Linked DNA regions of Homo sapiens: regions 2, 3, 4 and 5 are each linked to region 1. A link is a contact called in ENCODE Hi-C or POLR2A ChIA-PET data. All regions are on one chromosome and are shown on one strand. Each heading gives the region's core, a stretch centred on a gene start or an enhancer-like site at or near the end of the contact. The rest is flanking DNA. Distances are from core to core; before and after follow the strand shown. Region 1 holds the start of SETD4 (SET domain containing 4). Region 2 holds the start of KCNE2 (potassium voltage-gated channel subfamily E regulatory subunit 2). Region 3 has its middle 25 kb from the start of RCAN1. Region 4 holds the start of VPS26C (VPS26 endosomal protein sorting factor C). Region 5 holds the start of TTC3 (tetratricopeptide repeat domain 3).

Region 1 (5,882 bases), core at 2,249-4,748:
GGCCCACCTGCAAGAGTGGCCCCTGCTGTCTACCTGGCTCTCGTGTGGGAAAGGGCAGGACAGCTGAAGGCTAGATCTTACCTGGAAAACAAGCAGGCGCTAAGTTTGAATCTTGAAACTTCCTAGCTTTCAGCCACTTCCTCAGCTCTATAAATTCAGACTTGTGGCTCTCATTCACTATCAGGCAAGGAGAGAACAAATGGTGATTAAAACCACTATATAATCGGATTACCATTTTTAAAAGAACATGTCTGATGAAATGTGTCAGACAGACTTACACAATAGTAAGAATTGGTGTATCTAAACATAGAAAAGTTACAATAAAAACACAGTATTGGCCAGGCGCAATGACTCACTTCTGTATTCCCAGCATTTGGGAGGCCAAGGCGGGAGGACTGCTTGAGGCCAGGAGTTTGAGCCCAGCCTGCCCAACACAGAAAGACCCCATCTCTTAAAAAAAAAAAAAATACAATATTATAATCTGAGGACCACCACTGTACATGTGATCCATCAACCAAAACATACTTATGCAACATACGACTATATTCATTCAATGTAATCCTAATCAAAATTCAAGCAGGCTTTCATACAGGAATTAACAAGATGATCCCAAAATTCATGTGGAAATGTAAAAAGCCTAGAATAGCCCCAATATCTTTGAAAGATTGATTTTAAAACTTATTATAAAGCTACAGTAATCAAATTAGTGTGATATTGTCAAAACAGACACAAATAGGTCAAAGGAACAACACAGAAAATAGGAAGAGGTCCACACGTAAATTTTTGACAAAGTGCAAAGGCAAATCAGTGGAAGAAGATAGTCTTTTCAATAAATGATGATCAAACAACTGGACCTCCATCAGCAAAAAAAAAAGTGAGCTTATCGATATCTTGTACCATATCCAGTTGGATTTACATAGGACTTTCCAGATGGCCAAGCACTTTTGTATTGAACAAGATACAGTATCTTCTTCAGACAGGGTTACCCTGAATTTGAAGTCATAAATTTACATCCAAACATTGATATCCTACAGATAGCTGAAGGTCAAGACCAGAAAAAGAAAGTTGGGAGTCATCCCCAGAGAAGACAGTTGAAACAATGAGTTAGTTATCTTCACATTCCCACCAGGATCTAAAAGAATACAATGGCACCATTAAAAAAGAGTGTTATTTAAGAAATATTCTCTTTGGGCTGGGCACAGTGGCTCACACCTGTAATCCCAGTGCTTTGGGGAGGCCAAGGCAGGAGGACCACTCGAGCCCAGGAGTTCAAGACCAGCCTGTGCAACATAGACCCTGTCACTACAACAAATTTAAAAAAACATTAGCCGGGTGCAGTGGCATGTACCTGTAGTCCCAGGTACTTGGGAGGCTGAGGCAGGAGGGAGGCTAAGGGAGGAGATCACTTGAGCCTGGGAGATCAAGCCATGATCACGCCACTGCATTCCAATCTGGGTAACAGAATGTACCTTGTCTCCAAAAAAAAAAAAAAAAGAAAGATTCTCTTTGAACACTGTGTGCCTTTGAGAAAAGCTATGTGTTAGGCCGAGCATGCTGGCTCACGCCTGTAGTCCCAGCTACTTGGGAGGCTGAGGCAGGAGAATCGCTTGAACCGGGGAAGCAGAGGTTGCAGTGAGCCAAGATGACACCACTGCACTCCAGCCTGGGTGACAGAGCGAGAATCCGTCTCAGAAAAAAGAAAGAAAGAAAGAAAAGCTACGTATGAACAAACAAGCAATCACAAAAGGATTTCTTTTTTCATTACTGGTACTAAAAGAAAAACCATACCTCCTCTTGATTCAGAACTTCCGCAGAGTTTTCGTCTTCTGATCCGGCTTGTTCTCCCTTTTCCTTTCTGCATGCTAAAACTGTAGTTTCTTTTTTCTGAAATACAGTTCTATTTTTTCAAAAAGGACAAAACTGTAATTTCTGTGGAAATGCTCAATCTAAAATAAAAAACATTTCTTTGATTTACTTTCCAGTTATATGATAATCACTGTTCTTTGTACCTTTAAGTATACAAATGTATGTTTTGGTAAACTGTTTCTCTCAAGTGCTTTTGTACATGAAACGTTTATACTGTGAGCTAAATCATGATCCCTACAGTAACAGAATTCCCATTATATCAGTCCCTCTAAAACAGTTTTATCTTGCAGACCTAGTGACTACAGCTTAATCTACTAAAAATACAAAAAATAGCTAGGCGTGGTGGCACACGCCTGTAATCCCAGCTACTTGGGAGGCTGAGGCAGGAGAATCGCTTGAACCTGGGAGGCGGAGGTTGCAGTGAGCCGAGATCGCGCTACTGCACTCCAGCCTGGGCGACAGAGCGAGGCTCCGTCTCAAAAAAATAAAAAAATAAATACATAAATAAAAATAAAATAATGGCTGGGTACAGTGGCTCACGCCTGTAAAACCAGCACTTTGGGAGCCCGAGGCGGGCTGAGGTCAGGAGTTCAAGACCAGCCTGGCCAACATGGTGAAACCCCGTCTCTACTAAAAATACAAAAATCAGCCGGGCGTGGTGGCAGGCACCTGTAATACCAGCTACTGGGGAGGCTGAGGCAGGAGAATCGCTTGATCTCAGGAGGCGGAAGCTGCAGCTAGACGAGATCACGCCACTGCACTCCAACCTGGGCGACAGAGCGAGACTCTGTCACAAAAAATAAATTAAAAAAATAAAAATAAAAAATAAATCTACTTCTAAAACATACGAGGGCAGAAATGAGCAAGAGACAAGAACTCCAGGCAATATTAATACCGCACTTCCGCAGTATAAGGTTCATTATTTGACCTAACGAAAGTCGGCATGTCCAGCTCCAGAGGCGAACGGCGGCTGGTTCGGTGCGGGTCCCAGCGCTCAGTCCACAGACCGCGCCGGGAAGTGTCCCCAAGACTCCCGGGCCCTCGCGCGAGCTGTCCACCATCACCCTGCTGAGGACCACGTGAAGCCCGGTGACCGCCACAGACACAGGCACCGTCCCCGCCCCCATAGTCCTCAAACTCTAGCCGTGAGGCCGTCCTACGGTCCGACACACACCGCTCCCGCAGCCATAGGCCAGCCAGGCGAGCATCGGACCTCGGGCCTCAGGCTCCTCAGCTTTACGCAGCGCGCCGGAGCAACATGCGCTAAGTGTAGGACTCCACAAGATGAGAGGTTACTGCAGCGCACACGATAATGCCTGCCCTGGAGGGGACCTGCGACCTAAACTCAGTTCTTTTTACGCTGATGAATGAAAGACTAAGGAACGCACCCCGCCGACTCTGCTCCCGTTACCCGGGCAACTGGAGGCCCGACCCGGAAGTCCTACTAGCTCACCTAGGCGCCGGCGGCCGCTTCCAAGATGGAGGCTGCAGTGGGCGGGCCCAAGGCACGTGGAAATACCAAACAGCCCCAGATGAAGGCAAGTTAAAGGAACCGGCCAAAACTGCAGAGGGAGAGGCTGAAGGCTGTCGCGCCTGCCTGGTGTCCTTAAGCAATCCAAGTCCTCAGTCTCCCGGGTCCGCCCCTTCCGCCGCGGGCGGCAGCTTCCGGCTCGCGCATGCGCAGTGTTCGCGGACTCGCCGCCAACGCCCAGTACAGTCGGGGACGAGGTCGGCACACCCACAGCCCCATAACCCCTACGTCGAGTCAGGGGTCAGAAAACCCAGTAACCCGCAGGCGAGCAAGCTGCGCACTGAAAAGCCGGCCTGCGGAGTCTTTCCTTACGAAGTTAAACCACCTAGGGCGCGCGGCCCTGTTCGCCCAGACCTCGGGCTTTCCTGCCAGGCTGGGTTTGCCGGGTCGAGTCACTTTGCTCGCCAATCCCCGCCCCCATTCCACCGTTTCATTCTGGCCCCAGGACCCGCCTCACAGGAAAATTCTAAATAATATATCTAAATACCCCTTCTTCCAATAGCGGGAGCTCGATTTCTGCCCCACCCACCCCCACTTTGATTATGGGCTATGCCTAGTAACTTGATTCCAAAGAGTACAGCCTGGAATGGTGTTGGGGACTACAGTGGAGAAACCTGGCAAACAGTACCTTACCGGGTGGTCAAGGATAACATCAGGAAGAAATCATGCTGATAGCATGTTCCTGTGGTGTCTCTCTCCAAAACCCTTCTATGGAAATCTTCTATGGGGGAAAAAAAATTAGTACTCCTAAACATGTTTTCTGTCATGAAAAACAAGTACAGTTGTCCCTTAGTGTCCGTGGGGGAATGGTTCCAGGACCCTGCGGATACCAGAATTAGAATGCTCAAGTCCCTTGTATACAATGGTGTAAACCTAAGTAACAAAAGAGGCTCCCTAAAAGAAAATGAGATTTATCTGGGAGTAGCATTGCAATGGGAATATGCATGCCATAGTAAACTGTGTGCGTTTTGGGGGAGGTTGAGGCAAGGAGATGTTTTTAAAAGGAAAATGAAGATTATATGAATTGCTTTAAATCAATTATCTTTGGCTAAAAGAATGAATAACAAAGGTAGCATCAGTCCAAAGTTGCTGGACAGATGTCCTTGCAGAAGGATTTTCTGTGTTTAAGATTGGGCCTTTCTGCAAGGTTAGGGTCTTTTGTGACAATTCTTGTTATGAGGCGTAGTGCATGAGAACCCTTCCTTCAAGGCCTTCCCCAGCTGCATTTATCAGGGTTTTGACACAAGTGACTCCATTTTGATTCTGCAACTTTCACAATGGTGTAATATTTGCATATAACCTATGCACATCCTCCCATATACTTTAAATCATCTCTAGATTACTTATAACATCTAATACAATGTAAATACTATGTAAATAGTGAAGGGGTGGCCTGCCGCTCCACACCTGTGGGTGTTTCTCATCGGGTGGGATGAGAGACTGAGAAAAAAAAGAGACACAGAGGCAAAGTATAGAGAAAGAAAAGTGGGCCCAGTGGACCGGCGCTCAGCATACGGAGCACAAATCCTATTTAAACTACAGATTCTAAACACAAATGATTTTATTCACCCCTGCCCCCCAACACTAAAAGATTTAAACACTAACATAGTTTCTAACAGCTGTAAACTAAACAAATCCTAAGCCCCTACTGACTGAATGGAACCCCTTTTGGCCAAGATGGCCCCAGAAAAAAACTTAGAAACTTAGTTCCCAGCCCTGATGGAATGTGAGGTCAGACATGCCTCATTATACCCTCTCTCTTTTACAGTTTAGATACAACTGGCCAGCATTGATGTTAAAATAGAGACCATGAGACTGATGGAACAGACTTTTTGTGGCAATAAGATACAAAAATTATAAACAAGACCTAAGGCCATTCCAGGAAAGAGTTAAGTCACTTCAAGAATAAATTCTGTTCTAATGGTTACAAGTTTTTTCTTTTTCTCTAGCAGCTAAACAAGCACTCACCTCCACCTAAGCAATATTAAAACAATTACCGCTTGTGCACCACCAGATGTTAACTAACCCCCTGTTCCACAATGACAGAGCATCACCATCTTGGACAACCCCCTCATTCTAAAGTGCACCTTAATAAAAAACCGCCTAGGCCAGGTGCGGTGGCTCACGCCTGTAATCCCAGCACTTTGGGAGGCCGAGGTGGGCAGATCACGAGGTCAGGAGATCGAGACCATCCTGGCTAATTCGGTGAAACCCCATCTCTACTAAAAATACAAAAAATTACCCGGGCATGGTGGTAAGCGCCTGTAGTCCCAGCTACTTGAGAGGCTGAGGCAGGAGAATGGCATGAACCCAGGAGGAGGAGCTTGCAGTGAGCTGAGGTAGCGCTACTGCACTCCATCCTGGGCGACAGAGCAAGACTCTGGCTAAAACAAAACAAAACAAAACAAAAACCGCCTAAATCCAAAGGGCATCAGCCTAATGGCTAAGGTCACCATGACCATAAATCACAAATAATATCTTCAAC
Region 2 (5,882 bases), core at 1,139-3,638, 1.7 Mb before region 1:
CCTAGTTTTTCATTGAATGGGTAAAACATTCTACATTTGCTTTTATTAAAACAAGAAATGAATTTTGCTGCATTTCAATTTATAGATTTTACTATCCTACCTCGTGCCAGGTTCTGTGCTAAGTGCTGTATATATCTGTGATCACATTTAACTTTTATAACAAGCCAAATGAGCAGGAACTCTTATCTCTATCTTACAGACGAAGAATCCAAAGACCAGGGACAGTAAGTAATTTGCTCACCTGGTTTGCCAGCCTCCATGACACATCGCCGTCCAGTTCTGCCTTTAATTACCAAAGCACAACACGCTGCTTTGATTCCCCTCTCCTCGGCGCCAGAATTCAAGAGTGAAGTTAAACCGCAAGGGCTGAGTTAGAAGATTGGCCTCAGTTCCCTGTTCCCACCAGCAGGTGGCACCGTCTCCTAGCGGAATTCTTACTTGAACGTTTTGCTTCCATTTCTGCAGAGGCATGGTGAACACAGTTACACCACCAAAGTGTTCCTCCTGGCTGAGTTTGCCTATCTTGTTCAGTGAAGACAACCCATGAGGACAAATGGTGTTAATGAGAAGCTTTTGCGGAGTTACAGAGATCCTCGTATTTCTTTAAAATACACCTAATAACGTTAACTCTGCAATAATTTGTAGATCATGTTAAATCTTAGCTATCTTCCTCTTGCCACCCAGTGTGCTTCAAGCCACATGGTTCAGAGCACCATTTAATGTGAAACTCCAATTTTAAAACAAAGTGAACCTTCCTTTTACAAAACCATGAGACAAGTTACAGAGTAATGACCACCCACATGACCTTGAAGTGATTTTGAGTGAGTGAGTGTAACTTCCGTGGCTGCCATTTAAATTGGATTCAAATCCAAATGGCTCCACCTCCATGTCATCAGACCTCTTGTGCCCTGATTCCCTTGGCTAAGTTCACAGTACCTTCCACATCAGGTTGTGGCAATGATTACCTGAGGTTAATACGATAAAAGCACATGGTAAGCACTCCTAAATGATAGCCAATATAAAGACTCAGTTCTCCCAATTCCAAGGGTCCCCACCATGATAGAAAAGGATCTTTTGGTAAATAGAGTATGTTTAGCTCTTGCTAGGTCTTTAAATACTTTGCTGGGGGCCAGGCACCATGGCTCACACCTGTAATCCCACCGCCTTAGGAGACTGAGGCTGGAGGATCCTTTGCGGCCAAGAGTTTGAGACCAGCCTGGGCAACACAGCAAGACCCTATTTCTACAAAAATAAAAATAAAAATTAACCAGGCTTTGTACACACTTGTAGTCCCATTACTTGGGAGGCTGAGGCAGGAGGATCCCTCAAGCCCAAGAGTTCAAAGCTGTAGTGAGCTATGATTGCGCCACTGCACTCCAGCCTGGGTGACAGAGTAAGACTCTGTTTCAAAACAACAACAACAAACAAAAACCTCAAAACCTCTTTGTTGGACTTAACTTCCAGCTCCTCCATGTAGTACCTTAGTACCCTTGCAGCCCGTTTCTCTTTTACAAGACAACAATGTTGTTATAAACTCATTTGGATGTGGTCCCGTGGAGGAGTATTTACCAGAATCTAGCTTATTTAGCGTCTTCAGAACACGGCACTTGCCTGGAATTATACTGACCCCCTCAACCCATACCAACCACCCAGAGATGGCTGTTCTTGGCTCCTCTCCCTGGGGCCCTGTCCTTCCCACATCGTCTTCTTCTTCTTTCTTCTTCTTTCTTCTTCCTTCTTCTTCCTTCTTCTTCCTTCTTCTTCCTTCTTCTTCCTTCTTCCTCTTCCTCTTCCTCTTCTTCTTTCTTCTTTCATTGAGACAGAGTCTCACTCTGTCACCCAGCCTGGAGTGCCGTGGTATGATTTCAGCTCACTGTAACTTCTGCCTTGTGGATTCAAGTGATTCTCCTGCCTCAGCCTCCAGAGTAGCAGGGACTACAGGTGTGTGCCACCACACCTGGCTAATTTTTACATTTTTAAGTAGAGACGGGGTTTCACCATGTTGGCAAGGCTGGTCTTGAACTCCTGATCTCAGGTGATCTGCCCGCCTCAGCCTCCCAAAGTGCTGGGATTACAGGCGTGAGCCACCCCACCCAGCCCTTCCCACGTATTCTGGCAGGGAATGCTGTTGTCCCCCAAGCCTACCCTAAGAGGAAGACTTCTTCTGGGGAAAGATGTTCACTGTACCCAGGCCCTGCCCTGGCTGGAGCTGGCAGGAAGGGTCCCAGAGCAGGAACTTGTGCCACTCTGCCCAAAGCCAGAGTCCCTGAGGCACACACCCCATCAGGCACCAAGGTGAATTCCAACTGCCAGTTAGTATTTAACTTTCCACATACGATTAGATTAAACATGTGGGTTCATAAAAGCATAGGATTGCAGACTGCAGTTGCAAGGGCTTAGATGGTTGTAAGGTGAAGGTGCCCAGCAGGCTGAGGCTTGTGTGCAACCCAGAAGAGAGCTCGCTAACGCCAGCAAGAAGGTTCAGAACAGCCTGGCTTTGGAAAGGAATTTCATCCTGCCCACACACTGCATAGGTAAGTCTTAGCACACATTCTTTATTTTTTGAGGAATTAAGTAACAAAGTTATCTATGTGCCTTTTCCAGAAAATGATAAAAGGAATGATTTTCCTGGTACATGGCCTGGCTCCTCATCCACTCTTCCTTCTTTCCTTCTTGTGTTTTCCTTACTCATTTCTTTGTTAATTGCCTTAGAATGAAAATTTTGAGAGTTTTTAAAATGGAGGATTCATGGTAAACGTAGGTAATCATATTGTTTTCTCTTCTTGATATAAAAATGAAAGACTTTGCTGCCTTTTATAGGCCCAGGTGATGTGAGCGATCTACCATGTTTCAAGAAAAGAAAACTTTGGGGCTGGGCGCGGTGGCTCACGCCTGTAATCCCAGCACTTTGAGAGGCTGAGGCAGGCGGATCACCTGAGGTCAGGAGATCGAGACCAGCCTGGCCAACATAGTGAAACCCCATCTCTACTAAAAATACAAAAAAAATTAGCCTGGCGTGGTGGCTGGCGCCTGTAGTCCCAGCTACTCAGGAAGCTGAGGCAGGAGAACGGCATGAACCCGGGAGGTGGAGCTTGCAGTGAGCCGAGATCACGCCACTGCACTCCAGCCTGGGCGACAGAGTGAGACTCCATCTCAAAAAAAAAAAAAAGAAAGAAAAGAAAACTCTGGACTTTGGGGTCAAATGAGTGTTACTTTCCTAATAGTGTCCTGATTGCTGTTGTCATGAATAACACACATTCATGACAGGAATGGCTGGAATTAGGGGATCATTCTGTAGCCTGGAGACAGGGCACAACTAATGACATGTGTAAGCTCAAATCATGGTCTTGATCTTATGTCTTGTACCCAGTTGAGCCAACTGGTCACAGCAATGAAAACAGTGAGTTATTGGAATGTGTGACCTCTGCTAGGACAGTCAGTGCTGGACACTGGCTTGGGTGATGTGAGTTCTAGTCCAGGCACTGTGGCCAACTTGAGAGGCTTGTGATCTTGGACAGGTGACTTAAGCCCTCTAGGCTATAGTTATTCCACCTATCAGAGAGCAAACCAGCCTAAATGATCTCCAGGGGCCCAGCCTGTGCTAGGACTCAGCAAGAAGCATTCACTGGAAATGTAGGTCCTCCTAGGTTGATACACATGAATTGCCCATATTTGACCATTTCTAACCTATATAAATGGCTATTTCATATAATTCCAGAGAACATAAATGGTAGTTGTCTTAGCATTACTAAAGTAAATGCCTATTATGATATTCTACTTAGGGGTAGGATAAGTATGTATACCAAATATGGTTTGTTTCGATTTGATTTTTGAGACAGGGTCTCACTGTCACTGCTGAGTGCAGTGGTGTGATCATGGCTTACTGCAGCCTTGACCTCCCAGGTTCAAGCTATCCTCCCACCTCAGCCTCCTGAGTAGCTGGGACTATAGGAGTGTGCCATCACATCCAGCTATTTTTTTATGTTTTGTAGAGGTGGTGTCTCGCTATGTTGTCCAGGCTGATCTCGAACTCCTGGGTTCAAGCGATCCTCCCACCTCGGCCTCCCGAAGTGCTGGGATTACAGGTGTGAACCACTGTGCCTGGCCTCCAAATATGGTTGATGTCTATCAGTCAGTTAAACAGTAATTCTGGGAATAAAAAATTGAAATCAACCCACTTATAATTGGAATGTCTTAGCATAATGTCCTTCAACGAAGCTGCTTTCACACACTGTGATTTGTTTTTTTCCTGTGGTCATGGAGCAGGCATGGGCCACTCGGCCACATCTCATGCATCCGTATTCAAAAGCCAAATCCCTTTTGGATCCTGTTTATTTGGCCTGGCCACGGGTGAGCACTTAGACATTTAATCCCTATAGGCCCTTTCATCCCTGTGATTAAGTCTTATCAAAAAGCACCTCCTGACCGGCTTAGCAGTGGGGCCTTTGTTCACATTAGAAGGGTTGAACAAATAATGGGCAGTTGGGGCTGCTTAGCTCTAAAAGGCTGGTGAACGCTGCCATGCCTGCACCTGGAAACAAACCCAAATGACTCCAGTGGAATTCAGCACTGAAGTCCCTCATCTCAAAGACCTTTTGTGGCAGAGACTCTTGGATGGGCCTTAGGGGTCCCAGGAGTCCCCTGAAATTGAATGTAGAGCTTCCTACGTGCATAGGTATACTTTCTTGGGGAAAAATTAAGTCACATCATTTTATTTTACTTTTCGAGGGATCTTTAACACCGCCCCTCCCCCACCCCCAATTCCCACACCCCTTAAGAATAAATTAAGAATCACTGTTCTGGTAGTTTCCAGTTGAATTCCACAGAGGAACTGTCATTCATTCACACCTTCATTCAACAGATTTTTAGTAAAGATTTGCTACGTACCCATCGCTGTGTAGGGTCCCGGGATTCAGAGATGAGTAAAGCAATCCCTGCCTTCCGGGGGCTCAAGCTCTCCTGTCATCGGGACTCAGTTACTGAATCTCACTAAACATCCTGAAGGTAGGAGTTTATAGAGTGGTTTTGAGGATCACATGAATAAGCACACAATACATGGGTAATTCAAAAACGAAAACAAGGCCGGGCACGGTGGCTCACGCCTGTAATCCCAGCACTTTGGGAGGCCAAGGTGGGCGGATCACGAGGTCAGGAGATCGAGACCATCCTGGCTAACATGGTGAAACCCCGTCTGTACTAAAAATACAAAAAATTAGCCGGGCTTCGTGGCGGGTGCCTGTAGACCCAGCTACTCAGGAGGCTGAGGCAGGAGAATGGCGTAAACCCGGGAGGCAGAGCTTGCAGTAAGCCGAGATCGCGCCACTGCACTCCAGCCTGGGCAAAAGAGACTCCATCTCAAAAAAAAAAAAAAAAAAAAAAAAAAAGGAAAAAAACAAAACTAACATGGTCATTTGCAGAAGGGGCAGAAAAAGGGTCTCTGCCTAGACCTGGGGAGGTCAGGGAAAGTACTATGGATTGGTAACAACCGGCTGGGCTTCCTACAAGAGAAAAAGACTATACTCACAGAGCCAGACCCCATCTCAAAAAAAAAAAAAAAAAAAAGTCTGGCATGGTGGCTCAAACCTGTAATCCCAGCACCTTGGGAGGCTGAAGCAGGGGGATCACTTGAGCCTAGGAGTTTAACAACATAGTGAGACCTCATCACTACTTTTTTATTTTAAAAAAGAGTTAATAAAAAATAAAATGAAAATAAAAGGGTAAAAGAGCCAGTGGCAAAGTCTTGAGTGGATTAAAGCCAGCTCAGCTAACTTTCACAGCAGACTATATCATTTTAAAGGGGAAAAAGCACATCTCTGTTACATTGCTTAGGAAATATGCTTGGTATATACCCTGGGGCAATCTTATCTATTTGTTAAGTTTCC
Region 3 (5,882 bases), core at 1,838-4,337, 1.4 Mb before region 1:
TGGTGTCTGCTTCTCTTCTAATATGGTCACCAATCCTATCAATTTAGGATCTCACCCCATAACCCTGTTTAGCTTTACCTCCTAAAACCATAGCTCTAAATATAGTCACATTGGAGGTTAGGGCTTCAGCATATGAATTTGAGAAAGGGGACACAACTCAGCCCATAGCATAGACTGTAAGCTCCCTGAGGGCACGGACTGTGCGGCATTCATCATTGAACTCCCGGTGCAATAATTGGCAATAAACATTTGCCGAGTAAATGAATGAATAAACTGATGAGGATGTCAGAGTCTTGCTGCACTCTTCACAACACCCCTCTGAGGTGAGTGAGACCTCATCCATTCACTGCAACCTTCTTCTGCTTTTTCCTCTCTACAGAGCTGAAGAGACAGAAACTATTTCCCAGCCTGCCTTGCAAACAGGGCTCCACATATGATTTGGAAGCTGCTGATTAGGTGCAGCCATGAGAGAGCTGACTTTGGAACTGAATTAAGTGCGAAGGGAGTGGCAGTAAGGGTCATATATATTTTTGTTGGTGCAGATCTAGTCGGTGTGGAGGGGCCATGGGGGTAAACATTGTCATGGTAGCCCCTGATCTCCATCACAGTTGAGGTGTTACATCACTGGAAGCAAAGGTTGATTCAGAGGTCCTGGGGCTGTGCCACTTCCTGATTCTAGAGTTTTGTGCTTGAGTTAAAAGAGGTGGCTTCCCTGGTGGGTTAGTCCTGCAGTATTGTTTTATGAGTCTTTCCTGCAGGCCTCTTCTCTAGCCTGCTTCTTTGACCCATGTGAAGGTTTTGTGAGCACACTACTCCTATATGAAATCCATTTCTGCTTAAAATAGTTAGAGTGGTTCCTGTGACTGCAAGGGAACCTTGCCTGAAACAGATGGAACTATCAAGCCCATCATACAGATGCATACCTGAAAAAATGAATGGCTACTCAAGGTCATAGAGGTTGTGATGTCTCAGCTGGTGTTTGAACCCAGGTATGACCTCAGTGAAGATGAGGAAGGTTGGTCCACAAAAATGGCATTGTATCTGGACCAAAGTTGAGAACAGGATAAACTGGTAAAGGGAAGACAGAACAGTGTGGGGATGGGAACACTAAGAGAGTAGATGGGCTGGGTTCAGTGACTCACGCCTGTAATTCCAGCCCTTTGGGAGGCCAGAGGATCACTTCAGCCCAGGAGTTTGCGACTAGCCTGGGCAACATAGTGAAACCCCCTTTTTATTTAAAAAAATAAAAAGGAGGAGAGAGGTGGAGCAAGATGGCAGAATAGAAGGCTCCACCCATCATCCACCCAGCAAGGCACCAATTTAACAACTATCTCCACACACATAAAAAAACACCTTTGTTAGAGCCCAGAATCAGGTGAGCACTCACAGTACCTGGTTTAAAAAACAAAAAAATTAGCTGGGTGTGGTGGTGCGCACTTGTGGTCTCAGCTGCTTGGGAGGCTGACATGGGAGGATCCCTTGAGCCCAGGAGTTTGAGGTTAGAGTGAGCTGTGGTCGTGCCTTTGCATTCCAGCCTGGGCAACAACGAGAGACCCTGTTTCAAAACCAAAAGGGAGAATGGATTACCACAGGGGCTCGACATGATCAAGTCAGTTTAGTAGGAACGACATGTGAGGCATGGCCCGGTCACAGGCATGAAGGTTCAGAATATAGCCTGGAGTACACATGTATCCCTCTGGGCCAGGCAGAGGCTTCACATCTTGGTGAAAGGCCTGGTCGCACTTTCTCTGGGTTTCAGATGGACTGTTAATGCAAAGTTGTTTTTGTGTTTTTGCAAATCCCAGGAGCTGGTGGATGGGGATGGTGTGACCCTGTTGGAACCTGCTGGCTGGCAGCCCTCCTTCAGAGAGACACCGTTTGGAAATTACCAGAGGCCTAGAGCACCAACCCCTCCCCAGACCTTGGAAGAATTCACCATGATCCCCTGGTAGGTTCAAGTCCACAGAGGATGGATTCTGAAGGGGAACATGCAAACCCATCAGCACCAACCCAGAGCTGTTGTAATAAGTCATCACTCCTGGGGCAGGGAGACTTGACTCTTCCCCTGATGATTAGGAGTTTTGTTGTCTTTTGATGTTCCCAGGCCAGATGCCACAGTTAAATTAGCAAAAGAACTCAAATAACCCTGAATAGAAGAAAGAGGAGACTCTCGTTATGATGCACCAATGATTGGTAAAGGTGACTTCCCACAGTGCTGTTTTGTTACAGGGCAATTTGCCAGGGTTGTTGAGGCCACCATGTTACTCCCAGCACTACAGTGAGATATATATATGTACTTACTGGAAGATCTGCAATAGTGTAAGATGTACTATTGCCTCTTTGAGCTTTTGGACAGATGTGTGGCTTTAAGAACTGTTGTGCACCCTGCGCCAGACAGCCAACTCATCGGAGACCCCGAGGAAACAGTCAGTCAATTGGTAAAGGTGACCATACATATCCTTATTCCCATGGGAATTCAGGTGCTTGGTTTATCAGAGTAGATTGTCACTAAAAATGTCCAAACTCTCTGATCATCTTTTTTTTTCACCCTCACCACCCCCATGTTGATTTCAGACTTCTAGTCTCTGGAACTGCAAGATAATAAATTTCTGTTTTTTAAAAAAATTGTGGCAAAATATATATAATATTTATCATTTTAACCATTTGTAAGCATCCAATCCGGTGGCATTAAATACATTCCCAGTGTTGTGTAACCATCATCACTATCTGTACCTAAAATATTTTCCCCCATTGTTAACTCTGTACTCATTAAACAACAGCTCTGCCTCTCCACCCCGCCAACCCCTGCCCCTAGTAACTTCTATTCTACTTTCTATCTCTATGAATTTGACTATTCTAGGTCCCTCATATAAGTGCAGTTACAAGACATTTGTCTTTCTGTGCCTGGCTTATTTCACTTAGCACAATATTTTCAAAGCTCATCCATGCTGCAGCATGTATCAGAATTTCATTCCTCTTGATGGCTAAACAATGTTCCATCGCATGTGCATACTACATTTTGTTATCCATTTAACTGTTAATGGACACTGGGGTTGTTTTTACCTTTTGGCTATCGTGAATAATGTTGTCACAGACGTTGGTGTGAAAATACTGGTTTGAGTTTCACTTTCAGTTCTTTTGGATATATACTCAGAATTAGAGTTGCTGAGTCATAGGATAATTCTATGTTTAATTTTTTGACGAACCACCAAACTTTTCTACAGCAGTTGCACTGTTTAATATTCTATTTTATTTTTCTTTTCTTAAGCAAAAAAGGGAATATGTTGGGCTCATGTAACAGAAAAGTTTGGGGTGGAACCAATATAGCTTGCTTCAGGAGTCTCTTAATCTCTCTGATCTCTCTCCATCTCGTCCCTGCCCCCTCCCACTGCATGCCTTTCTCAGGCTCCACGTGGTGACGAGATGGTTGCAGCAGCTCACACAACCTGTTCTATTCAAGTTCATGTCCATTGACTCTGTGAGATCATTGGAGAAACTTTAGGGTTCTGGCTTACTAGAAGGGTGACTAGATTCTGGATGGCAAAGAGGACAGTTGTCCCCTACACCTTTCCCACTCCTTTAAATTTCCCCCACCTCAGGACAGCTTCAGCCTCTCCAGCCCAGCTCCATGTCCATAAACCTTCTGGTGTTCAGGAACTCAACTTCTCCATCACTTTTAATTCTTCCTTCTTGCTTGAACTGCACATCCAATCAGTTCCACTGCCCTGCCAATTCTTGCTTTGAAAATAGTTTTTCCTCTGAGTCACTTCCATGGAAAGCATTCATGATTCAGGTCCGCGTAAAGTGGTTACTACAAGTGCCTCAGATGCTGGCAGTGATAATGCATCCTGGGAGGTCTACACTGGTAAAATCGTCACCTAACAGGGGGACGGGCTGTCTGTAGAAGTCTCTAAGATGGGTTGGTCCCTTTGAGGCTGGAAATTAAAAAAAAATAAAATTTAAAAAAAAGTTTTCCTGTATTAGGCTGACTTGTCCCAGAGGCAGCAACAGGCACAGCCCAGACCCAGGAAAGGTCCTAATAATGTTATCTAATGTGCTCTGAAGACTCTCCCAGCACTCCCTCAACATAGAAAAAAAAATTTCCTTTGTTTTATGAAATGAGTTTGTAGGTTCCTCTTCTCTGTAACTAGTGACTTCAAGTATTCTGTTTTCTCTAAGAAGTACAACAAAGGTCATAAGAAGCTTGAGTAGGCCCAAACTACAGCTGCCTGGGCACCATAGTAAAGGTTATAGGATAAGCCCATGCCCAGGCAAAACTAGATAACGGACATCTGGGTTGCTTGGCAACGGTCATGTGCAATCCTGTCTTTGTCCTGCCTCAGTATCCCTGCTTTCATGCCACTGTAAGCTTACTTCAAGCTAGCCCACCCCCTTTTGTAAAGTGTGTATAAAAGTCAGGTGCTGTCTTTGTTCTGGGCCCAGTCTTTTGGACGTTGAGTCAGCTGGGCCCGAGTACACTCAGTAAAAACTCTCCTGTTTCAACCTGAGGTCTCTCTCGTCCTCCTGAATCCTGCACCACCTTCTCCAGATTAATGTAAGCTTGGTCTTAGGAAGTCTCAGTGGACCTACTGAACTTAGGAGAAACCTGTGGCTTAGGCAATATTTAGAACAGCTGAAGAAAGATCAAGGGAACAGCATGGAGTCTAGAATTTTTTTAAAAAGGGAGAAGGTCAGAAAGTGTTGGACACAGCATCTCAGCACCCAGGGCCATTGAGGCTGGCACTGTGTTTTCTGACTTCTCTCATAATCGATGATAAATGCCTCTTTGTACCCCTAGTCCATGTTTTCCAAGAAACCTACTGATTATGAATTGACTTCCCAGATACCTGGATGGCAGAAAAGCAGTGCCTTGGGTGGTAGCCTAGAGTGCCCCGGGATCTGTTACAAAAGTCCATTGCTCAGATCATTAGTAGAGAGGAAAAGGCACCTTGAAGGGCTTGAGAGCAGGTGCAGGGCTCACAGTAAAGCATGGTCCCCACCCACAAGGCAAAGCTTCAGGATGTGAACCCAGACTCATCAGTCACCCACCTGCTGCCTAGTCATGTGTGATGCCTTTGGGGCAGGCTTCCTTCCCTTAATGTGCAGATTCAAGTCCCCACCTGCCTTTGGTCATGTTGTGATTCCTCACAATGTCCAAAGGTCTCAAATCTTTGGCTTGAATGGGCTCACTTCAAAGACCTACAGAGCTGAGCTTGGTATTGAAGCCACAGAATCAAAAGTTTTTGTATCTCAGTTGCAAGACCTGTGAGGCAGAGGTGGTCACTAGAGCCACAGCACGCTAGTGGAACACCAGCCCTGGGACTTTCTCTGTTCTCGCTCACTCCCTCACTTTTCACTTTCTTTAGCCATGGCTGGCTGACAGTGCGTGCAACTTCCAGTCCCTAGGGAACCAAGAAGGAGTGCTCAAACCTACAGCCTCCTGGGTTGGTTCCCAGCTAGGAGAGAGCACCAGCGGCAAGTCCTGCCTGGCTCTGGGTGCTGGGTGCCACCATCACATGTGCCATGGGTGATGGGTGTGGTTGGCTGTGAATGGAAATGCACGTGGTGGAATGATCCCAGGACTCAGCCCTATAGCAGAGACCAGTCTGCACACTTCCTGCCCATGGTGTGGCTGAATGATAGGGAGACAACCACAGTGACCACAGGAATGACTATTACGCCTGGCAATTTATTCAGATATCAGTGAGAGCATTGGATGTCTCTCTAGATGCACGTTAGAGGGTTCAGGCCTATTTTAGTTTATTTTTGAGACTGGGTCCAGTTATGTTGCCCAGGCTGGTCTTGAACTTTTGGGCTCAAGAGATCCTCAGCCTCCTGAGCTGGGATTACATGTGTGCACCACCGCATCTGGCTGGGTTTTT
Region 4 (5,882 bases), core at 1,745-4,244, 1.2 Mb after region 1:
ATGTAGTCTAAGGGACAGAGCTGACTCTGTCTTCAACTCTGTGACCCGCAGGAAGTGGTCCTGGCTGTGTATGACTTCTGCTGGGGCAACTTTACCATTCCACTGCTTGTGTCTTTTCTAATGTACTTTTCATTACTTGTATCATATTTAAAACCACAGAAAATATCTCAGCATCCCAGCTGGAGTAACATTTCTGAAGAGAACATGCTAACTTGTTAATGAAATAATGAATACTAAAGTTAAATGCATATATAGTCTCCTGTCACTGCCCTCCCATTGTTATTTTGAAACATTTCCAAGCTCCAGAAAAGTTACGAGAATACAAAGTAGTGGAAAAATTGGAACCGTCATACAGTGCTGGTAGACTGTAAAGTGGTGCAGACATTTTTGGAAAATAATTTGGCAACTCTTCAAAAAGTTAAAGTAGCTCAGCAAAATCCACTCCTAGGTATATATCCAAGAGAAATGAAAACATCCTCTCACATAAAAACTTGTACTAGAATGTTCATAACATTATTAATAGCGAAAAGGTAGAAATAACTCCAATGTCCATCAAGAGACCAGTGGTTAAACAAAATATGATCTATCCATACAATGGAATATTATTCAGCCACAGAAAGGAATGAGGAACTGACTCATGCTATGACAAGCATGAACACTGAACATTACTCGAAGTAAAAGAAGCCTGTCAGTCAAAAGGGCCACATAGTGTACGATTCCATTTATATGAAATGTCAAGAATAGGCAACTCCAGAGACAAAGTCAATTTGTGACTGCCAGGGGTCAGGAGGGAGGGGGAATGAGGAGTGACAGCTAATGGGTTCAGGGTTTCTTTTTGGGGTGAAAATGTTCTAGAATTAGATCGTGGTGATGGGTGTGCAACTCTGCAAATACACTAAAAAACTACTGAATTGTATACTTTCAAAGGGTAAATTTCGTATTTTAAATTATCTTTATAAAGCTGTTTTTAAAAAGAATACAAAGTAGACCCATGTAGCTTTTAACTTCATTCAGCAATTGTTAGTATTTTGCCACATTCACTTTCTTTCTCCTATACACATATGTGCATAAACATATGTGCACAGTCTACGGCTTGACACTTTGATCCTAAATACTTCAGCATGTGGAGTATTCTACATAACCAAAATATAAATATTACACTGGAGAAATTCAACACCAATATACAACAATTATAGTCCATAGTCGAATTTATATTTTATCAGAAATTAAGCATTCTATTTGGTTCTCATGTCCCTTTAGTCTTATAGTCTAGAAAAATTATCTCGCCTTTATTTTTTGACACTGATATTTCCGAAGAATCCACGCTACTTGTTTCACAGAATGCCCTTCAATTTGGATATTCCTTATTGTTTCCTTATGAACTGATACGGATTAAACATTTTTGGCAGGAATACTACATAGGTGAGTTGTGGCCTTCTCTGTGCATCATGCCAAGGGGTACCGAATGTCAGTCGTCTCATTAGTTGTGATGGTGAAGTGGTGTTCATTGTTGTGCTTGGCTAGAGGAGTGTGACTACCAGATTTCTCCATTATAAAGGTAGCTTTTTCTCTTTTTTTTTTTTTTTTTTTTTTTTTGAGACGGGGTCTCACTCTGTTGCCCAGGCTGGAGTGCAGTGGCACAATCTCGTCTCACTGCAGCCTCCGCCTCCCGGGTTCCAGCGATTTTTCTGCCTCAGCCTCCCTGGTAGCTTGGATTAGAGGCGTCCGCCACCACGCCCGGTTAATTTTTGTATTTTTAGTAGAGACCAGGTTTCACCATGTTGGCCAGGCTGGTCTCGAACTCCTGACCTCAGGTGATCCGCCCGCCTCGGCCTCCCAAAGTGCTGGTAATACAAGCGTGAGCCACCGCGCGGGCCAGATTTTTCCCTTTGTAATTAACCATCAAGGGGATGACCATTTGAGCTTGTGTAAATAAGAGCAGGCTTCCCTAGTTGTCTTTTGCCCAAAAGTTTTAGCATCCATCCAAGACCTTTGTCTGAAATTCTGTCCCTTTTGAGATTACTTTGCATTAATATGACCAACCACTGCGATCAATTTTATTCCAAAGAGTGTTGGGGCTGTGATTTCAACCCTAGCTGCACATATATCACCGGTATCGCTGGGAGTGGAACCCAAGCAATCATATTTTAAAATTCTCCAGGATGACTGATTCTGATGTAGAGTAAGGGTTGAGATTCCCCGAGTTAGAGGAACCTTACAACACCCTCATTTGCAAATAAGGACACTGAGGCCCAAGGAGGTTAAATGACTGGCCAATGTCACAAAACCTGTTAATGGCATAGTCAAGATTTTACTTTTTTATACTTGCATTTTAATAGCCATTCCTTTGTGTCAGTCGAAGAATAAAACCAGAAAAAGCAGTAACTTTCGTAGTATGTTAGTATGTTGTTAAAAGTGACTACCATCTAATATATGCTGCCGCCAGACATACCCATTTCTGCTTCCAAGGTTTGTTTTAGCTTTCGTTCATTAGACCTTTGCGGTCACCTTAGGAGAGAGGGAAAGGGGAGTTTGGTCGTCAACTCCTCCGCCCTCAGCGCTCACTGAGGGAGCTCAAGCCTGAGAACCCAACACCGCCGGGTGTTCAAGGGGCCAGATGGGAAGAGCGCAGCCCCGGAGCTGGGCGCCTGCCCTGCACGTCCCGCAGATGCGGCGGCGGCGCCTGCCCTGGGGCCTCCTCGCAGGGCAGCCAGCCTCGCGCGGGAAGCACCTGGCGGGGACGCACCTGGCGGGAACGCACCCACCTTGGCGGAGACGCACCTGGCGGGACAGCCCTGCCCCGCCTAGGGACGCGGGACGTGCGCAGAGCGATGGAGACAGCGGAACCTGCAGACCCGCCCAACCCCACCTCCATCCCCACCCCCAGCCCCCACTTACCCCGGCGTGATAAACTTTATTCGCTCTTTTAATCTTGATGTCCAGGGCGGTCCCCATCTCCAATTCTCCGCAGCAGCCGCCACTTCCGGCTGCGCGTGACCCCAGGGAAACAAGGGGCGCCTCCCCGCTTCGTTCTGGGCCCCGCCCCTTTCCCTCTCTGCCGGCAGTGGCTCACGTGACCTCGCAGCGGCGTCGCACACACTCCCTAGCTCCGAGGGGCGAATGCCCACGCCTTCCTCCTTCCGGCACAAGAGCCGGCCTTAGTGCGGGCCGAAGCGCTGTCACGGTTCACCCCGCCCCCTCTGGGCGTGAAAGACGGGGCCAAGCTAGCCCCACCCCTTCCGTAGGGACAGTCTTACGCCGGAAATGCTCCTTTGCTGTCCGGGTTAGCGGAGGGAGGGAGGAACGGCTCTCCCCGCGTGCCCCGCGGCTGGAGGCGGAGCCGAGCCTGTCTGTCGGTTGCAGCCTGCGCAGGAAGGATGACGCTCCCGTCAGGCTGTGCGGCGCAGACGGTCGCCCAATGGAGTTGTCTTTCAGGAGGTTTTAACTTGGTAATGCCTGCCCTCCTCAAATGTCCTTAGTCTCCTCAACTCTAGCCCTCCACCGCTTTCTCCCTGGGGTTCTGAAGAGCCGGCGCCCCCTTGTCTGTCTGCGGCCAGGCGCCGCACCCTGCCCTTCCCGCGGGAGCGGTTCCGGTCACCCTCAGGGGTGCGGCCCCTGCGTGCTAGTCCTGCAAAGCGCTGATTGGCCGGCGGCTCGGTTGCCTCGCGTCCCAGCGCCAGCTGGGCCTAGGGCCAAGGTCTCGGGAAGCGCCGGGTGACCTCGCTCCTCTCGGAGCCGCGGGCGCTGGGTCACCCGCCAGCCGGGCTCCGCGGGCCGCGAGGGATTGTGGGTGTTCCCCAGGCGCGTGTCCTGGAACCGGGTGTTAAATATTCAGATCCGTGCGCCCCGCGTGAAGGGTGGAAAGGCACGGCCCCCAGGCTCTGGGGCTTGGAGATTGGTTGCAAATGAAAGACTGAAAGCTGGAGTGAATCTGCCTATTATTTTTATTCCCAGCAACAGCTGACCCCAGATACAGTTTGTGGGGGTGGGGGGCGTTACTGCAGGGCAGGGCAGTGCACTGTTAACGTACTTCGTTTATTGAGTTAAAATCTCTTGTAAATGTTATAAATGAGGATTTTGCCAATAAGCAGAAGGTCAAATTTCATTTTGACAAATGATTTAATTAAATAATGCGGTGAAAAGTGCTTTTTGTTTAAATTCTTTGCTTTTTGTTTAAATTCTTTGATTCTGATCATTATTTTTTAAAGTGCATTGCTTTTGGGATAACATCAGAAACTATCTGTAAAAAGAATTAGTATCACGAATGCCTCCCTCTTAAGAATATAAAATGTTTTACAGGCCAGCAGTGATGGTGCTGCAGCTACAATTGCATTTGAAGGTTAATAAATGGTATTTTCAAATATTCAGGTCTTGGTTTGCAGCTCCTCTCTGCCCTCAGGGCTTTGGTCTCTGTCTTCAATGTTTTCCTGGCAATTCAAAACTCAGCGATTTTAGAACAATTCATTAGGGACTTGAAAATCACAGTCTAGTCTATTTGAATTCAAGAAGTGGATCCCTTTCCGCTAGACTCACCCATCATTTTCAAGTGGTAAAAAATCAATCTCAGTAGACACTGCAGAGAAACAGGAAAAGAAACACATGTATCAACATTGTATACTTGGTTTTTTTGTTTTGTTTTGTTGTTGAGACGGAGTCTCGCTCTGTCGCCCAGGCTGGAGTGCAGTGGTGCTATCTTGGTTCACTGCAACCTCCGCCTCCCAGGTTCAAGCGATTCTCCTGCCTCAGCCTCCCGAGCAGTTGGGACTACAGGCATGCGCCACCATTCCCAGCTAATTTTTGTATTAGTAGAGATGGGGTTTCACCATGTTGGCCATGCTGGTCTCGAACTCCTGACCTCATGATCCACCCGTCTCGGCTTCCCAAAGTGCTGGGACTACAGGGGTGAGCCACTGCGCCCAGCCTCCAATCGCTATCCTTTTAAATCTTTTCCATCCCTCACTCACACCTTAGATGATACCTTAACTTTCTGGTCCATTTGAGTTACCAAAAATCAGACCGTGTTAAAGTGTCGATCTCATGTCTCAAGTGGGACCCTAAATCCCTTAGTGTGAGTGGGAAGGTGCAAAGCGTGGTTCTGGCATGCAGACACTTCTCAACGTACCTCTGCAAGGCCTGGCTTCTGTGTTGAGATAAGGAAGAGGAGAGAAAATGAGACAAATATCTCTTAACTAGCCACTGCTGAATTTTCTTAGTTGATTCCTGCCTCTCTGGTAACTGTCTCGTTTAAAATTCCTTTCGTGGGGTACAGATGGGGAGGTCGGGTGGGGCCTTCTCCCTGCCGCACAGTTCCATGGGAGATCTTTTCCATCACCCGCCCCCGCCGCCGTCAGCACCGGGCAGTACACTCAGCCTCTCAGGCAAGATCACTCAGGACCATTTATCTTCCGCATAGGAAGAATTTGACCCAGGAGAAATACACATCTTTGCCACACAAAAGGGCTGGACTGAAGACCACCCCGTGGCTACTCCTCTCTCCCCTGCTATATCCCTCTTCAATTTTGTTGTTCCCCCTTGCCATACAGACAGGGATAAGTCAGCAAGAGTGCTGGAGGAACAGATCTGCAGGCAACAGATAGAATACCAGACTCCCCTTCCAGCAGGCCCTCTGATACCTTGGAGAGATTGTCCTATGTCCTTCCCAGCTACATCACTTCCCACCAGAAACACCGTCCTCCGCAATACCGACTGCCTCCTTTCATTCCTTCCCCTGCCTTCCTGTATAGATTGAGGAGAGGACTGGGGAAGTATTTGGTGGAAGCGGGGCCAGATCTGCAGCTTTTTATTAAGCCCTGGGGGAAGTGGCCCCAATTATAGGCATCTTTCATTAGGAGATGGAGTACTATGCCTGTAGTTTTCCATTG
Region 5 (5,882 bases), core at 872-3,371, 1.0 Mb after region 1:
GGATTTACAAAAGTGCTAACAATAACATCAGTAGCTAACACTTATTAAGTCCCTAACTGTTCCTAGGCATTATTTTACGTGCTTTACATAAATTACCCCCGTTAATCCTCACAACAGTCAGAAGAGGCAGCAGAGTGAAGTCAGCCAGTGTATTTGGGTTCAAATTTAGAAGGCTTTTATTTAGTAGCTTTGCAATCTTGAGCAAGTTACTGAAACCACAGGATGCTCATCTTTAAAGGACAGTAATAACAGAACCTACCCCATAGAACTGTTTCATGCGTCATAAGCATTTAATAACCATCATTATCACTACCCTTTTACAGATAAGGAACCTGAGGCTCAAAAAATTTGCTGAGGGTCCCAGCTCACATGGCTAATCTGTGGAGGAGTCAGAATTCGAACTCAGTTGTAACTTCTTCACTTCACTTCAGTTTTAATAGCCTGGCCATTACATTCATCTGCAAGCTGTGCTGATGGTGCAGGCTGATATATTTTAGTTAGGGTTCAGAAGTACTACCACTCCTCCACTTTCCTGGTTTCCAAACAGTTGCAGAACGTTGGATCACGGGCACTCAATTTTCTCCCTTTTGTGTGCCTCAAAATTCTCAAATCATTTTGGGGAGAGACTTGGGACTTGCTGTGTGAGTGGGCATATTAGTGTCTTAGTGAGCATCAGTCTCCTTATCTGTAAAATGGAATGTTATGGGGTTAAATTAAGGGAGATCCAGGACGCAAACGACACACCTTTCAACCCGACTTCTCTGGCCTACTTCTCCTGTTCCCCAGATCCCGCAGGGCACACTGGTGACATCACAAGCTCCTCGGGTCCAAACCCTCTCACGCCCTCATTCAAGGCCTTTCCACTTCTTCCCTCCCTCTTACTCTTTCCTAATCAGCATCAGTGCCAGGGGGAAAGGCCTCTGTAGAAAGCCTTGACTTTCCAGTCTGGTTTCAATGTCTCTCCACCGTGCTCCCTGACACTCATCACACTGAGCATTAACTGTAGATTTACCCATCTGTCTCCTCCACAAGACCACGACCTCCTTAAGGGCAGGGACCAGGCTTTATCCACTTTGCCATCGCGTCTGGTGCTGTATAAATATTTGTAGAGACTAAAACCTCCTAGGCTAGTGCTGGCACACGGAACACTCAGCAAACACGAGATCCCTTCAGATTTTCTTAAAAAGAGACATAGGGAGAAAGAATCAACAGTTCATGTGTGCACAGTCTAACCAATGTATTCTTCCCTTGTCACTGAACGCCAGAAAAAGCCCCTGGCCATCCATCAGGAAAGTACTTACTGAAGCCAAATTGGGAGCTTAAGAAAAGAACAAAGCCATAAATCGCTCTTTCTGGCAATGGCGACGGTGAATTTTCCACCATTTTTCCTGGGGCTTTAGACAATCTGTGGAAAAGGAACACAATCAGCGTCAGCGATGTGCTCCGTGGCACCATTGATCCATTCTCGCCTCCTCGCTCCGCCGCGGGTACGGCCCCCGCCGCGCAGAACCGCCTCCCGCGCCTCCGTCCGCAACCCGCGCCCCCGCCTCGAGCGCATACAGACACCCAGGCTGGCGCGCGCCCCGCAACAGAAGGGGTGGCGGAGGATAGGGCAGGGAGGGGGGTTCTGGGGCGATAGACGCGCGCTCCAGCTCTGCAAGCGTGGCCTCCCTGTGGGAGGGGAGGGCAGGGAACAAGGCTCGCGCGGCGCCCACCAGCATGCGGGCCTACTAGGTCGCGGCGCCCAGGCCCCGGGCCCTGCCCATTCGTGGAGACTTCTATTTCTCATTCGAGGCGGGGTATGGGGGGGCCCTCGACCTCGGGTCCTTCATACGCCCACCCAGGCCCCTCCCGACACCTCGGCCACCTCAGCGCTGAGTTCTCCGCGCAAGCGCCGACTGGGGAGCCGCAGTGGGGAAGAGGAAAACCTGAGGGAAAGGCCTAGGCGCGACGGCAACCCCCACCCTGGCGCAGGCGCACAACGACCCTCCCCGGGTGGGAGCCAGCGAGCGCGGGGGCGGGCGTGATCCCGCGGCTCGCGACGGCGAAGGAGGGGGCGGTGGGGTGCGACTGCGCACGCGCGCTGCCAGCCCACGTGACGCACCTCGCTTCAACGCCGCCACCCGCTCCCTCCCGCCGTCGGCTGACGTGGAGGGCCGGAGGTGGCGGCGGCGGCGGCGGCGGCTGCTGCTGCTGCTGCCCGCGTCCGAGGCTCGCGGGCGGCGGGCCCGGGTGAGTGCACACCCGGCGCGCTGCCGGGCTCCCGGATGTGTCACCTTGTCCCGCTGCAGCCGAGATGCCGGGGGAGCGGGGCCTTCCACACCCCCTCCGTGGGTGTGTGGTGAGTGTGGGTGTGTGCGCGTCTCCTCGCGTCCCTCGCTGAGGTGCCTACTGTGTCTGCATGGGTTGGGTCCCGCGCGATGAGGGGGTGTGGCCGCCATTGCCTACCCCAGTGGGTTTGCCCCCTTGGTCTGGTGCCCCTTCGCGAGCGAGGCCCTGGGATGCCGGTGCGAGGGTGTGAGTAGTCCCTTTGTGCGCAACCCCCCGCTGCCCGTGCCTCGGCCGGTGCGTGGCTGACACCTCCGCTGGGTGGAGGCGCTCGCGTGTCGCCTCGTCGCCCCTTTTGTGTCGGTGTCCGCGCTCCCTGGCGGCTGCGTGGGCGCTCTCGGCCTTGCAGGTGGCCCCCCTTTGTGTTACTGCCCCTGTCTGTGGGCTGCGCGTCCCCTAGCGCGCGTGGCCGCGCCTTCTGCAATTGCGACCCCCGCCTAGAGCCTTGCTCGCGCAAGTGTGCGTCCTTGCGTGTCTCCGAGTGACGCAGAGTGTCTGCGCATGGGTCCTGTTGAGTGCGTGATCTCTTGTGTGCGGATTTAATTCTGTCGAGTGGGTATCTCTTGTGTGCAGGTTTCGTTGGTGAGCGTGAACGTTCGTGCACACCCCTTGCTGTGTGTGCGTGTCACGACTCTGTTGCCACCTGTTTTCGTGTGAACTGGCAGTCCAGTCCAGGGCCTGTCCCCACGGAACGGACCCAGGAGGGGGGTAACCTCGCCGCTCCCCTCGCCCCCGCGCCTCTTTCTGAGCATTCTCTCCCACAGACGCTAATGGGAAGGGGGGTGGACAGGATCGAGTCTGGCCAGCTGCTCCGCAGTGTTGACGCTGCCAGTGTGGCCTCTTCAGCCAGCCTGTTCAGGAGACAGAATAGGGGGATCAAAGATAAAAAATGAAGCCGAGACGTAGGTGAATTTGGGCTGGTACCAGTGCGCCGTGCCTTTTCCAGTGGCGCCCTGGACGCCAAAACCCCCTCAGTTGCAGAGACCTTTCAAAATATATGCACTCTCCTACTGGGCGATGCGGTCCTTAGGCGTTCTTGATGATATTTAATGGTTTATAGAGTATTTTATGGCATTCACCTAAATCTCTTTCCATTTTGCCCAAGATCCTGGCGAGGGAAACAAGGTAGAAATTTTACAGATTTTACTCCTCCGGAGAGAGCCTTTTCCTTATAACTACGACTCTAGTTAGGACATTTTTTGTTGCAAGAAATTTGCGATTTATCCTAAGGAAAATGGGATATAGTATAAGGATACCTAGGGTAAGAAACTTCAAACCCCTTAGAGACCCAGCTACTGCTCCGATTGCTCAAGGTTTCGTGCTCTGCGCTCAAGGGCTGCGTTTTGGTGTCTTTGTTCTGCCCAATTTTCTTATTGTCTAATTTTCCTTTTTTTCTTTTAATTTTTGGAATATTTCAGATATCAAATACAGAGGGGGAGCTAACCAATCCATGATTCAGATTTTACAGACGTGATTATTTAATCTTTTGCCAAATTTACTTCAGATACTCTTTTTTTTTAAAGAAATAAAATTGCTCTCAGTTCCTTCCCCTCCTTTTCTAGAGATAGCCACTGCGTTGAGGTTTGTGTATATCTTTACTTTGCATATTTTATACTTTGATCAAGGTGAATCCATACACAATATATATTATTGTTTGTTTTTAAACTTTAATGGCATTAAAATATACATGCCTTTTTGCAACTTGCTTTTTTTTTTTTTGCTCAGCATCATATTTTGAGGTTTATATATGAACAAATTGAATGATTGTGTTATCTTTGGTTCATTCATTTTAATTGCTGGTATAGAATTGCGTTGTATGAATATACCATATTTATTTATACATTCCCCTGTTGATAGACTTTGAACTTGTTTCAGTTTTTGACTCTTAAAAACAGTCCTGCAATAAATATCTTTGTACTTGTCTGCTTGTGCACACATTTGGAAGTTTCTGTAGGAAGTACACCTAAGTAGTAGATTTGCCGGATTGTAGGCTATGTGCGTCTTCAATTTAACCAAGTATCACAGAAGCTCTCGAAGTGGTTGTACCAATTTTCACTGTCACTGGTGTTGAGTGAGAACACAATTTCCTCACAACCCTGCTAACACTTTATGTTATGAGACTTTACATTTTTGCCATCTCTTTACTGACCAGCTTCCTTATGACTTTTGGTTGCTGCTAAATTTGCTTGTAGCCACCTTGGCTTCTCTTGTAGCCCTGTGTCAGCCTATGGATTTATCTCTTATAGCTAATTGGCTTAGTCTTTATCTCCTTTGGTTCTCATAAGATTAATTCCAATGAACATTTGTTGTATACCTAATGTATGTCAGATCCTATGATTGATGTATAGATAGAATTTCCATGATATGTTAAATATGTACCTCTTTAGTGGCAGGTGAGGTGATTTAATTAAAAGTATTTTTTTTCTTATGATGAATGTTTAAAAAATTTTTCTTTTCCTCTCCATTTTATTGTAGTATTTGATAAATTCAAAATATATGTAAAACATATGCAAGCTGTATAGCAGAACAATAAAATGAACACCTATGAATTCACCACTCAATCCAATAATCAAAATGACCAGTATTGAATGTGCTTACTTCCAGAGGTGACTACCATCCTGAATTGTGTATATTATGCCTTGTTTTTAAAAATAATTTTATCAGATATGTATACATCCCTCAAAAATGTATTGTATGGTTTCTGTTGTTTTTGAGTGGAAAAAATCATATTGGGTATAGTTTCCTGGGACTTGCTTATTTCACTTGATGTTATGTTTCTGAGTTACTAATATTGGGTATAGATGTAAGTCATTAATTTTCACTGCTGTGTAATATTCCAAGTGTGAATATAACACAGTGTATGCATTCTTCTGTTAATGGGCATTTTGGTTGTTTCTAGGTTTTGCTGTTATGAAGTTATATACTTTTTGGTTCACAGTTGTAAGAATTTTTCTAATTTTCACACTGGGGTATATGAGCCCCAGAGGAGTAATGAAGATTTGCTAAGGAATGTGTGGGTACAAATGATGTTAATGAATCAGTTTCTAGATCATTACATTCCATAGGTACTCTTTCCTAAAAATGGTAATGCCTGAGGCCTCCTGCTAGTGCTACTTTCTTACCTTGTGTTTCTAACATTGCACTTTACATAAGACAGGCAAACCACAGGTTCTTGTGGAATCTTACTATGGCATTGCCCAAAGGGGGAAAACTCCCTTGGGGAAAACAAAGGGATTTTTTTTTTTTTTTTTTTTTTTTTTGAGTGAAGTTTTGCTCTTTTTGCCCAGGCTGGAGTGCAATGGCACGATCTCGGCTCACTGCAACCTCTGCCTCCCAAGTTCAAGTGATTCTCTTGCCTCAGCCTCTGAGTAGCTGGGATTACAGGCGCGCACCACCACACCCGGCTAATTTTGTATTTTTAGTAGAGACGGGATTTCACCATGTTGGCTAGGCACGTCTTGAACTCCTGACCTCAGGTGATCTGCCCGACTCGGCCTCCCAAAGTGCTGGGATTACAGGCCACCGCGCCTGGCCTACAAAGGGATAATTTAAAA

What was found. A loop is a pair of places that touch in the nucleus more often than their neighbours do. ChIA-PET counts read pairs that join two places held with the same protein, here RNA polymerase II (POLR2A). Pooled maps may share reads with other maps.
Region 2: a pooled map shows a loop between it and region 1 (2.9-fold over the local background). The contact joins the promoter of KCNE2 here to the promoter of SETD4 in region 1. A Hi-C loop is called at or near these places in 2 of 50 pooled maps. POLR2A ChIA-PET finds 5 or more read pairs at or near these places in 2 of 52 experiments (H1 and T-cell).
Region 3: a loop to region 1 is called in a pooled map, with 7 times the contacts of the local background. The contact joins the enhancer-like site here to the promoter of SETD4 in region 1. A Hi-C loop is called at or near these places in 4 of 50 pooled maps.
Region 4: a map of B cell shows a loop between it and region 1 (8-fold over the local background). The contact joins the promoter of VPS26C here to the promoter of SETD4 in region 1. A Hi-C loop is called at or near these places in 3 of 168 maps with a recorded cell type or tissue (B cell and naive thymus-derived CD4-positive, alpha-beta T cell), 2 of 37 single-sample maps with no recorded cell type and 12 of 50 pooled maps. POLR2A ChIA-PET finds 5 or more read pairs at or near these places in 1 of 52 experiments (activated B cell).
Region 5: a map of CD8-positive, alpha-beta T cell shows a loop between it and region 1 (5-fold over the local background). The contact joins the promoter of TTC3 here to the promoter of SETD4 in region 1. A Hi-C loop is called at or near these places in 1 of 168 maps with a recorded cell type or tissue (CD8-positive, alpha-beta T cell), 4 of 37 single-sample maps with no recorded cell type and 15 of 50 pooled maps.

Annotation. Positions count from the first base shown.
Region 1 is chr21:36,057,028-36,062,909 of GRCh38, forward strand. SETD4 (SET domain containing 4) reads right to left here and starts at 3,499. Exons shown (of 12, transcript NM_017438.5): 1 at 3,320-3,499; 2 at 1,789-1,897; 3 at 82-177. The coding sequence starts at 1,861. It overlaps SETD4-AS1 (SETD4 antisense RNA 1), which reads left to right and starts at 3,577. Exons shown (of 3, transcript NR_186380.1): 1 at 3,577-3,594. RefSeq lists enhancers at 3,272-3,421, 3,452-3,501.
Region 2 is chr21:34,361,618-34,367,499 of GRCh38, forward strand. It overlaps KCNE2 (potassium voltage-gated channel subfamily E regulatory subunit 2), which reads left to right and starts at 2,389. Exons shown (of 2, transcript NM_172201.2): 1 at 2,389-2,534. The region is part of intron 2 of LOC105372791 (a long non-coding RNA gene); the gene reads right to left.
Region 3 is chr21:34,637,269-34,643,150 of GRCh38, forward strand. No RefSeq gene overlaps it. Among named protein-coding and RNA genes, the nearest start is that of RCAN1, 25 kb to the left of the region's middle. RefSeq lists enhancers at 2,991-3,190, 3,221-3,330, 5,059-5,108, 5,119-5,168, 5,429-5,548. Within about 2 kb of position 3,088, at least 2 of the 41 ENCODE cell types and tissues checked have a DNase peak (open chromatin) inside an H3K27ac peak, as active enhancers do.
Region 4 is chr21:37,264,340-37,270,221 of GRCh38, forward strand. It overlaps VPS26C (VPS26 endosomal protein sorting factor C), which reads right to left and starts at 2,995. Exons shown (of 8, transcript NM_006052.2): 1 at 2,899-2,995. The coding sequence starts at 2,955. RefSeq lists silencers at 2,591-2,900, 3,641-3,800 and an enhancer at 3,041-3,100.
Region 5 is chr21:37,071,133-37,077,014 of GRCh38, forward strand. TTC3 (tetratricopeptide repeat domain 3) reads left to right here and starts at 2,122. Exons shown (of 46, transcript NM_001330683.2): 1 at 2,122-2,341. PIGP (phosphatidylinositol glycan anchor biosynthesis class P) reads right to left here and starts at 1,939. Exons shown (of 5, transcript NM_153682.3): 1 at 1,868-1,939; 2 at 1,302-1,405. The coding sequence starts at 1,383. RefSeq lists silencers at 1,410-1,689, 1,930-2,249, 2,470-2,529 and an enhancer at 1,837-2,131.